2 separate regions of the Homo sapiens genome follow, and region 1 is linked to region 2. A link is a contact called in ENCODE Hi-C or POLR2A ChIA-PET data. All regions are on one chromosome and are shown on one strand. Each heading gives the region's core, a stretch centred on a gene start or an enhancer-like site at or near the end of the contact. The rest is flanking DNA. Distances are from core to core; before and after follow the strand shown. Region 1 has its middle 410 kb from the start of LINC00924. Region 2 has its middle 360 kb from the start of NR2F2-AS1.

Evidence for each region. A loop is a pair of places that touch in the nucleus more often than their neighbours do. ChIA-PET counts read pairs that join two places held with the same protein, here RNA polymerase II (POLR2A). Pooled maps may share reads with other maps.
Region 1: a loop to region 2 is called in a map with no recorded cell type, with 9 times the contacts of the local background. The contact joins two enhancer-like sites. A Hi-C loop is called at or near these places in 6 of 37 single-sample maps with no recorded cell type and 4 of 50 pooled maps. POLR2A ChIA-PET finds 5 or more read pairs at or near these places in 1 of 52 experiments (A673).

Annotation. Positions count from the first base shown.
Region 1 is chr15:95,843,373-95,847,971 of GRCh38, reverse strand. No RefSeq gene overlaps it. Among named protein-coding and RNA genes, the nearest start is that of LINC00924, 410 kb to the right of the region's middle. Within about 2 kb of position 1,576, at least 10 of the 41 ENCODE cell types and tissues checked have a DNase peak (open chromatin) inside an H3K27ac peak, as active enhancers do.
Region 2 is chr15:95,969,515-95,974,276 of GRCh38, reverse strand. No RefSeq gene overlaps it. Among named protein-coding and RNA genes, the nearest start is that of NR2F2-AS1, 360 kb to the left of the region's middle. Within about 2 kb of position 2,101, at least 4 of the 41 ENCODE cell types and tissues checked have a DNase peak (open chromatin) inside an H3K27ac peak, as active enhancers do.

The DNA of each region.
Region 1 (4,599 bases), core at 327-2,826, 130 kb after region 2:
GAGCATTTCTATTCATTAACATATTTTCTAAGCAAATGGAAATATTCCTATTTTTAATTTTGTATCTTACTAAAGTCAATTTAATGCAAGAAATGTGGCGTTAGCAAAGCCTAATATAAGGCCATTTTTAAAAAGTTTTGATAAGACGATATGAATCAAATTTTTTTCCAAACCCGCACTATGTTGGAGAGCATAGCTTGTTCCTTAGTTCTTCTTTGAATTTCTTAAAATGGTGAAAGAGAAGCCGGGCGCAGTGGCTCACACCTGTAATGCAAGCACTTTGGGAGGCCGAGGCAGGTGGATCACCTGAGGTCAGGAGTTAGAGACCAGCCTCACCAACATCGAGAAACCCTGTCTCTACTAAAAATACAAAATTAGCTGGGTGTGGTGGCACATGCCTGTAATTCCAGCTACTAGGCAGGCTGAGGTAGGAGAATCATTTGAACCCGGGAGGTGGAGGTTGTGGTGAACCAAGATCGCGCCATTGCACTCCAGCCTGGGCAATAAGAGCAAAACAAACAAACAAACAAAAAAAAAAAAAGAAAGAGAGAGAGAGAGACAGAAAGAAAAAGAAAAAGAGAAAGAAAAGAAAGAAAAAGAAAGAGAAAGAAAGAAAAGAAAGAAAGAAGGAAGGAAGGAAAGAAAGAAAGAGAAAGAAGGAAGGAAGGAAAGAAAGAAAGAGAGGAGACAGAAAGAAAAAGAGAGAGAAAGAGAAAGAAAGAAAAGAAAGAAAAAGAAAGAAAGAGAAAAAGAAAAACAAGGGAGGAAGGAAAGAAAGAAAAAAGAAAGAAGGAAGGAAAGAAAGAAAGAAAGAAAAAGAGAGAGAGAAAGAAAGAAGGAAGGAAGGAAAGAAAGAAAAAAAGAAAAAGAAAGAGAAAGAAAAAGAAAGAAAAGGTGAAAGAGAATCACAACAATTAATTCTTGGACGACCTGTAAATTGGTGGATTCCAAACTGCAAAATCAGGTCCTGGTCCAAGCAGTGTGGCTCCCTTGGGGCTCCTCGTGGGAACTGTCTTAGGGCTTCTTTCACGCTGGGGCCTGAACAGTCAGCTGAATCAGCCTCCTGCATTTTGTGCCCCACAGTGACATTCTCAAACCCTACCTTTCCTGTAGGCTACTGAAGACTCTCTAAATGACTGCAGGTAAAATACCCACCACTCACAGATTAAAAGTCAAAACCAGAACATTATATATAGAAAAAATAGAGCAATAAAGAATCTCAAGCCTTCTAGGTAATTTAGGCAGCTGTCATAGCTTCCAACCCCTCCGTCCCCATTCTACCATGATGGGTTTGTCTTAAAGGAGACATATATACATAATTTATTATTAAAAATTAAATCACCAATATTTTTCTAAATTACAAGCAAGAAAATTCTGAATAGTTCATCAAAATCCTCTTGACCAAACTCATTGCAGTGGGGGAAAAGCACACACTTTTTTTCTTGTTTTGTGAAATGTGACCCTGAAAACTGAAACCTAAGGGAGGATTCGTACGTGTGTGTTGAAGAGTGTTTATATTTCTCTCTCTCTCTCCTGAACAGTGTCCCATTACACAACCCCGAAGCCTGGTGTTGTGTTCTTGTTCCTATTTATTCTATCCTAGTGAGGGAGACCTTTCTGTCCCTCCTCTCTTCCCTTCTCCCTGTGGTTCCCAGAGAGGAACGTGAGTTTTCAAAGTGTCAGAACAGCATCAGTGCTGATGTATAGGCCACAGTTGTTTCTCTCAAAAGGCCTTCAGAGCCCTCCCTTCTCCTCTGTTCCCTTCAAGTTGGGAATGATTCATCAGCTGGCCTTTAGCAAGAAAAGAGGCCAGCCTAGGGTCTCGGGCCTTTGACCTCTGTGAAGAGAAAGGTCACACTGAGAGCAACTGTGCAAGCTCCAAAGCTGGAGACACAGGCATAGAAACCCGAGGCGGAGGCGCCGGGCGAAACGGAGGGGGATGGTGGGAAAGAGTGGGAGTTTAGAAAAGTTAAGAGTATATTTCTAAGAGACTCAGTGGATCAGCTGACAACCGGGGTCAAGGGTCATATTTATGCTTGATTCCCTGAGCATGTTACAGTAACATCTGCTTGTTAAGAGTCTTTAGGGAGCCGGCCTGGGGACCAAGTGCTTCTGACCTCCTTCCACAAAAGGGGACAGGCTAAGAGATTAGGGGTTCCTATTAACGTCTGTGTTTGACTTAACGACTCTCCCCGCCCTCTCCTGGGTGTGATTTGTCAGCTTCACCCCATTTCATTTTATAATCTTGCTAAATATTTAAATGAGCCCCATGGTTGTCAGTGGAGCAGCATCTGAAACTGCAGAAAAGAAAATTAGATTTCTATGGGGAAAAATCTTAGTGAGAAGTATAGAATGAGAAAGATTAAGAGAGGAAGAACAAACCCAGGAACTGCTTTGTGTGGTAGAATGGAGTCATTTCACAAAAACTTGTCAACTTTTCACATCGCCAACAGAATAAAAAGTCAGTTGTAACTGTGTAACAAACTTCCTAACAAGAGAGACAATTTGATCATTCAGTCGTCAGGAGATTATAACTTGATGTGGTGTTTTGCCTCAGTCATTGATGTCCTAAACTCAACACGAGGACAGAACTCACCATCCACGGGAGGTTGAGCGGTGAACATTGATTTCACTCTTTTATTGACCTTTTTTTGTTTGAGTCACTTTTATGCTCTTTATGATCCTTTAAAAGTCTTAGGTTTTATTTTCTCCTGTCACCAAAGACAGGAGAAAATAAACAGATTTATAAATAAAGATAAGTACATTTTAAATGTGTAAAATGCCCTATTTCCAATGTCTCTGGCCAAATTAATAATTAATGAAATCATAAAGTAGTTACTGGAAAATGGGGGTGAAACAACAAAAAATGCACTAAGCTGCTAAATTCTTTTTATTTTTTTAAAAATTATTTTGTGAGTACATAGTTGGTGTGTATATGTATGGGGTACATGAGATATTTTAATGTAGGAATGCAGTAAATAATAACCACATCATGAAAAATGGGGTATCATCCCCTCAAGCACTTACCCTTTGTGTTACAAGCAATCCAATTATACTCTTTAACTTATAACATATACAATTATTATTGACTGTAGTTACCCTGTTGTGCTATCAAATACTAGGTTTTATTCATCTTTTCTATTGTTTTCTTACCCATTAACAATCCTCACTTGCCCCCAAATCCCCAAACCCCCACTACTTTTTTTTATTTCCCAGAAGAACATTTGTGTGTCTACTGGCATCTAAAACACACATTTTGCATTGGTTACAATTACTCAGGTTATGTGTTTCCATTTCCCATAAATTTTGCATGGAAGTTTCTGGAAGGACTCAGCTGGGTTTTATAAAATCCCTTGGTGCCACTGCCAGCTTTTATTTCAGAAGCATACATACTTGATGCCTTAACCACTAGCATGACTTTTTGTTTTAACCTAAGGCCTCCCATAGAGGAATAAAACCTGTGAGTGGGGGAAGAAGCTTAGAAAATAGAGGATATTATTTTTAGCTAGAAAAAAAGTAAAAATAATCGAGTGATATCACGTAACACCCGCTCTTCTGGGTTCCATGCATAACAAAGTTCATGCAGTCTAACTTTCCATGTAACTGCATGAAAACAATCTGTTTGCTATTTATATGCAATTGCCTTGGGGAAACCAGCCCCATGGAGGAGAATAGATTATTCCAAGGTGAATTGGATGTAAGCATATGGAGTCTCTTCAAAGGCAAGGTCTTGGATGTGTGTGTGTGTGTGTTCATGTGTGTGCACACGTGCACACTTGAGGTCAGGGTAGTTGGTGGTGGGGTGGGTGATGGGAGCTGTTCAAAACCACTTTCTGATTACAAATAATAAAAAAAAATTCAATCGGAAGTGCGTTCTGCCAAACTTCACAATAAACCTCCTAGCAGGACATTGAGATTTTCTTAATCAGGGTCAGACCCACAAGCATAAGGCCAACGAGTTCAGTGGGAAAAACGACTCTTCTTCCCAGTTTTTTTTTCTTTCTTTTTTTCTTTCATTTGGAAAGGACCTCCTCATATACATGCAGAGCAATTTTCCAGTACATTAACCCAGGAGGGATCCTCTCTCCGTCAGCTTAAGAGATAGGAAAGTTGAGAAACAGGGTGAAGGGAAGATGGATGGGCCTGGGATATGAGAGAGGACAGTTTTTCCACTGTCCTGCCCTGTACACCTAGGACAAAGACTTCATTGACTGCAGTGCTTGACATCAGCCTCATAAACTAGTCAGCACAAAAGGTCTGACACTTGAAAGTACCAGTCCCTGCCTTCTTTCTATTGCAGCTGTGCACGGGGGTTGGGCCCAACAGTGGTGTCCCTTTGTCAGCCCATAGGACAAGAGGTGAAGATAAATAGTGTTGACTTTAATGTAGTCACACAATTTTGCTATTTCCCAAAAGACAACATTTCCTCCCAGGCCTCACATCACGGCCCCAGGAGAAAGAACTATCTTCCCTTTAGTTGGGGAGTAAGGGTGGACTGGGCTGGGATCCTGATGAGGGTGTGGAGTGGACATGTGGCTTGAGGGAAAAGGGTAGATGAAGGACAAGTGCAGAGTCATGGGATCTGCTCCTTATCCTCTC
Region 2 (4,762 bases), core at 852-3,351:
TTGCAAGACAGAAGTATCATCAGCGTGCTGTTTTCAGTTTTATTGGTAGATCTCTCACAATGTGCTCTAATCTTTGAAACTGGGAAGGGAAAAGGAACCTCCCTGCTGAATTCCCCTCACAGCCCCTCTGCTGCGGGGCCCTGAGGCTCTGGAACCAGGCAGGGGTCGGGGGAGCGCAGTCTTTAGCTGTGCTCCTGCCCACTCATTACTTCCTCTATGAACCACAGCAGAGTTATGCTTGGACAATTTGCCCTGTTGTTCTCCACTCTTCATTGCCTTTTGCACCAGTCAGAACAAAACGCTGAGTCTCCCATGGATCAGAAAGAAGGGGAAAAAGGGGGCTTATCCATTCTCACCCATACACACCACACACACACACACATACACACCACGCACACACACACGAAAATATAATGCCTGTTTTCAAGCACCAGTTATGTACTAAGCACTTTGTATATACTGTATGCAAATTTCTCTTCATCCTTATAAACTAGCTGTTAGTTATTATCTCCTTTGTGCTCATTTGATCACTGAGCTTCAAGGGCCATACAAGCAGGCTCAGCTGACCTGACAGGACCTTGGGCAGAGAGGGCTGTCAAGAAGGTCCCCAATTCAGCCTTCTGCTGCCTTCTACATCTTGCAGCACATTTGCCCCTTTGAGATAACTGAAATTTTTTGAGCCTTCTGCTACTTGAGAAGATATGCTCCCTGGAGTTTCTATCCTTTGCAAAATCCTGGGCAACCTTGTCCGTTCTTCTGTCTCCCAAATCTGGACCTAGAATCCCTAACATCTCACCTAAGCTCGTGATGGGCATATCCAGGGACTTCTAAATTCATCTTCTGGCTATTCATGAAGAGTTAGCATCCTCTTTGCCCCACTCCACCCGCAACACACATATACATTCTTTATCTGCTATTATTCCCTGACATTTAAGACAGAAACCAGGAGTCACCCTCAGTTCATCTCTCCCCTCTAGTCTCCCATCTAACTGATCAGTGTGTCTTGCAGGACTGACGAGGGCAAAGCTGGGCCTCAGTGCTCCCGATACTCAGGCCCCAGTGGCCTCTTTTTGGAACAATTGTTTTGGACTCTTTCACTGACTCCTCTGCCTTAGGTCTCACTGGCTTTGATCCCGCTTTTCTATGGTGGCCAGAGGGACCTTTCTAAGATGCAGAACTAACCAGACCACTCTCTAAACAGAAAATTAAGAAACCCTGCAGAGAGCAAGTCCAGGCCCAGTCCTGCAGCATTGAGGCCTGCCTCCTCTCCGTCGCACTTTTATCTTGCAGTCTGATCTCCAAGCCCCACTCCCTTTGGAATATGCTAGGGGCTCAAGTGGTGTGAATGTCCCCAACCTCCAGGCTGCTGGTCTAGTTGTATGAGATACTCTCATTGCGTACAGTGCCCATATCCTTACAGTTAAAGCCTGTTTAAGACAACCCTGCCTTTCCTGCCATAACCTCACACTGACTAGAGACACACGCAAATGGGCAGGCATGCGTGCCCCCCACCCTGCCAAACACAAGGCAAGCCAGGCGTGCTTCTCTTTAACCATTATAAAGATGAATTTGTCTGCCCTCTCTTTCTTTGAAGAAGTCATCTCCTTGAGGACAGGCATTGTGTCTCTCTTCCAGTTGTCTCCAGCCCCTTGCCCAGGCACCTCCAGGATCATATTTGTTGCGTGGTTGATTTGTCCACTGCCAGATGTTCAGGAGCATGTGTTTCTTTGTGGAAGCTCTGCACTGCCACAGCCTACTGTGGTGCAGAGTCAGTGACTAATAAATGCTGGAATGAGGAGAAGTCATCCCGGCCTCCTCACTTCTCCTTCTTCACAGAAGGACTTCGCTGGCTATTCAAGTCCTGCCCTTCCTCCAGCAGAAACGTTCCTCTCTAATCGCTCTGTTGCAGATAGGTTTTTCTCAGCAGCTGGATGGTTCTGGCTATCTTGAGTCAATTTTCATTCTTGCAACACAGAGGATTTTTGAAAACACTTTCAGAACTTGGGAGCAGCGAGAAGCAGACAGTGCATGATTGCATTGGGACTCAAGAGCAAACCTCAGCTTCCTGGCTGTGGCCATGTGCCAGGCACTGGCGCTAGTGAAGACAGAAAAGTCTTTTGAAGTGCTGCAGATTTAAACCAGGGAATCAGTTAACATCTCCCCAAGCAGCCAGTAGTGGGAACAAGAAGTGTATTTGATAATGGAGAGATGCTGGGAGAATGGCTGAGTCTGTGCTTCCCTTGTGATAAAGGATGCTACAGAGCAGAAATTAAAACGAGAGGACTAGGGGGTGGCAAAGCTGCTCTCATTACAAGAGCGGCAGGCATGGGGTTATTGTGTAGGAAGAAATCGGGCATGAGATTGGAGGGCCTTATGAAGGCTTGCACGGGTATTTCCTTGTTGGTACTTGTGATGGAAATCCAGTTGCTAGCAGAGTTGTAATAGAAAGTGCCTCTCCTGGATTCCTTGATTCCTCGTGATGAATTTTTAGGTAACCGTGAGGAAGAGAGCAGGCAGCACCAGCCCTGAGGGATGGGCACCCCTTTGCTTATGTTCTTCAATTTCATCATACTTTCCTTTCACAGTATCAGTACTGTTCGTGTGCGTGCGTCCATACAGGCAGCAGTGGAAAACGGAAAGCGTATGGACTTCAAGTTTGAATTCACACCAGAGTTGAAATACAGTTCTTTCTCATATGTGCAACACTAAACAAATTGTTTCACTTCTTTGAAGCTAAATGTCCTACTATGTTAAATAGAAAAACTATTACTGAACTCATAGGGTTATGATAAAGATAAAACAATATATTATGAATGCTCTCAGCTCTGGCCAAACTTGTCAACTGTAAATCTGAAGTTTTCATCATATGTTATTTGTATTTAGAATGCTTGGAGTTCTTAAACATCTTTCTAGCCTCTTTTCATCTGAATACAGGTACATTAAAAAAAAATACTGCCAGGGCCAGGCGCGATGGCTGACTCCTGTAATCCCGGCACTTTGGGAGGCCGAGGTGGGTGGATCACCTGAGGTCAGGAGTTCGAGACCAGCCTGGCCAACATGGGGAAACCCCGTCTGTACTAAAAATACAAAAATTAGCCACACGTGGTAGTTGGCGCCTGTAGTCTCAGCTACTCGGGAAGCTGAGGCAGGAGAATCGCTTGAACCTGGGAGACGGAGGTTGCATTGAGCCGAGATCGCGCCACTACACTCCAGCCTGGGTGACAAGAGCAAAACTCCATCTCAAAAAAAAAAAAAAAAAACGAGCAAAAAAACCCCAACAAACTGCCAGGTGTCCATGATTTACAACCAGAGATTACCACGAAGCCTTTTTATAACAGCCCAAGCAAATCAAATCCAATGTGATCATATTAAAATAAAATAATACATTTGTAGTATGGCCCAATAAGCTATCAGAGTGATGGAAACACTCCACAGATCTATTAGCTGTTGATTATTAGAATTATTAGTAAGTGGTTTAATGCATTAATGTAAAATTAAAACCATTTTCTTTATTTTTGGAGGGAAAATTTGACCAAAAAACCTATGAGGAAGTGTTCCATTACCATTTTGTACCAGCCTAACTGAAATGTCACTGCCTATGTCCACTGATTAAACAAATGCTGAAATGGAAGTAAGCAGTTTTCTTCTAATGATGTAGAAATTCCCCCCACGAATCCAGGTGTCACTGCCTAAAGATCAAGTGACTAATTGCAGTGGATACTAGTGGGCCAGGACCATAGCCTAGAAACGTCATGCTGCCAGGGCTCACATGACCTTAAGGGAAAGACCCAAGACTGTCACCAATAAGACTCACATGTTTGCAGATCTTAATGGAAAAACCATGTTCTAAACTAATTAATTCCCTGTTTGTATAATACAGTCACACTTAGCGTACTGTGTGCTCTTTGTAATCTAATTTCTGTTGAATTGCTTTTTACAATCTGCTCAAAATGTGTTTATAACAGAGAATCATTATAAGAATAACTTCTTTTCCCTTTCAGCTTTCCTCTGTTTCTCTCTCTCCTTCCTTCCCCCTTCCTTCCCTCCCTCCTCCCTTTCCTTCCCTTTTTTTCCTTTCCCTTCCCTTCGCTTCCTTCTTCCTTCTTTCCATATCTCCTCCCTACTCCTTCCTTCCTTCCTTCCTTCCATTTTTCTTTCTTTCTCAACTTTAAAATGTGCTTCCCTTTGTTAAATAGATCAAATGAGTTCAGGAATCCAAATTTCTTCCTTGTTCTTTTTATTTTCTCCTTAGTCGTCTTCTTTTGCTTATTGCTTTATGGAGAAAGGTAACTTCTTTTCTTTCAAGAGATTACTAAGTGGTCAATACATATCCATGAGTTCCTGTCTTCTGAGCTGCTCTTAAATTACCTTAAAACACTTCAAATATTTCCTGAAGGTTTTCTATACTAAGCACCTGGGATAGAGAGCTATAACCTGTGAGGTTTACTACCCTCAAGGAAATCAAATACACTCTATTAAAAATGAGAAAGAAGTGTACATTTCAGCACACATTCATTTATTCATTTTTTTCACCTTTTCTTTAATTTTTAAATAACTTTAAAAATAGTTCGAGGCATATAAATTGTAAAAATAGCACAGAGACTTCCCTTGTACCAGCCTTCTCCAATGCACAAAATGTTATGCATATCTGTAATGCATTTTCAAAACCGGGAAACTGACATTGGTACAATGCTGTTTACTCAAATAGAGACTCTATTTGCTTGACTATTTTTAAGTGTTTTGAGACTCAAGAATAGTGTGT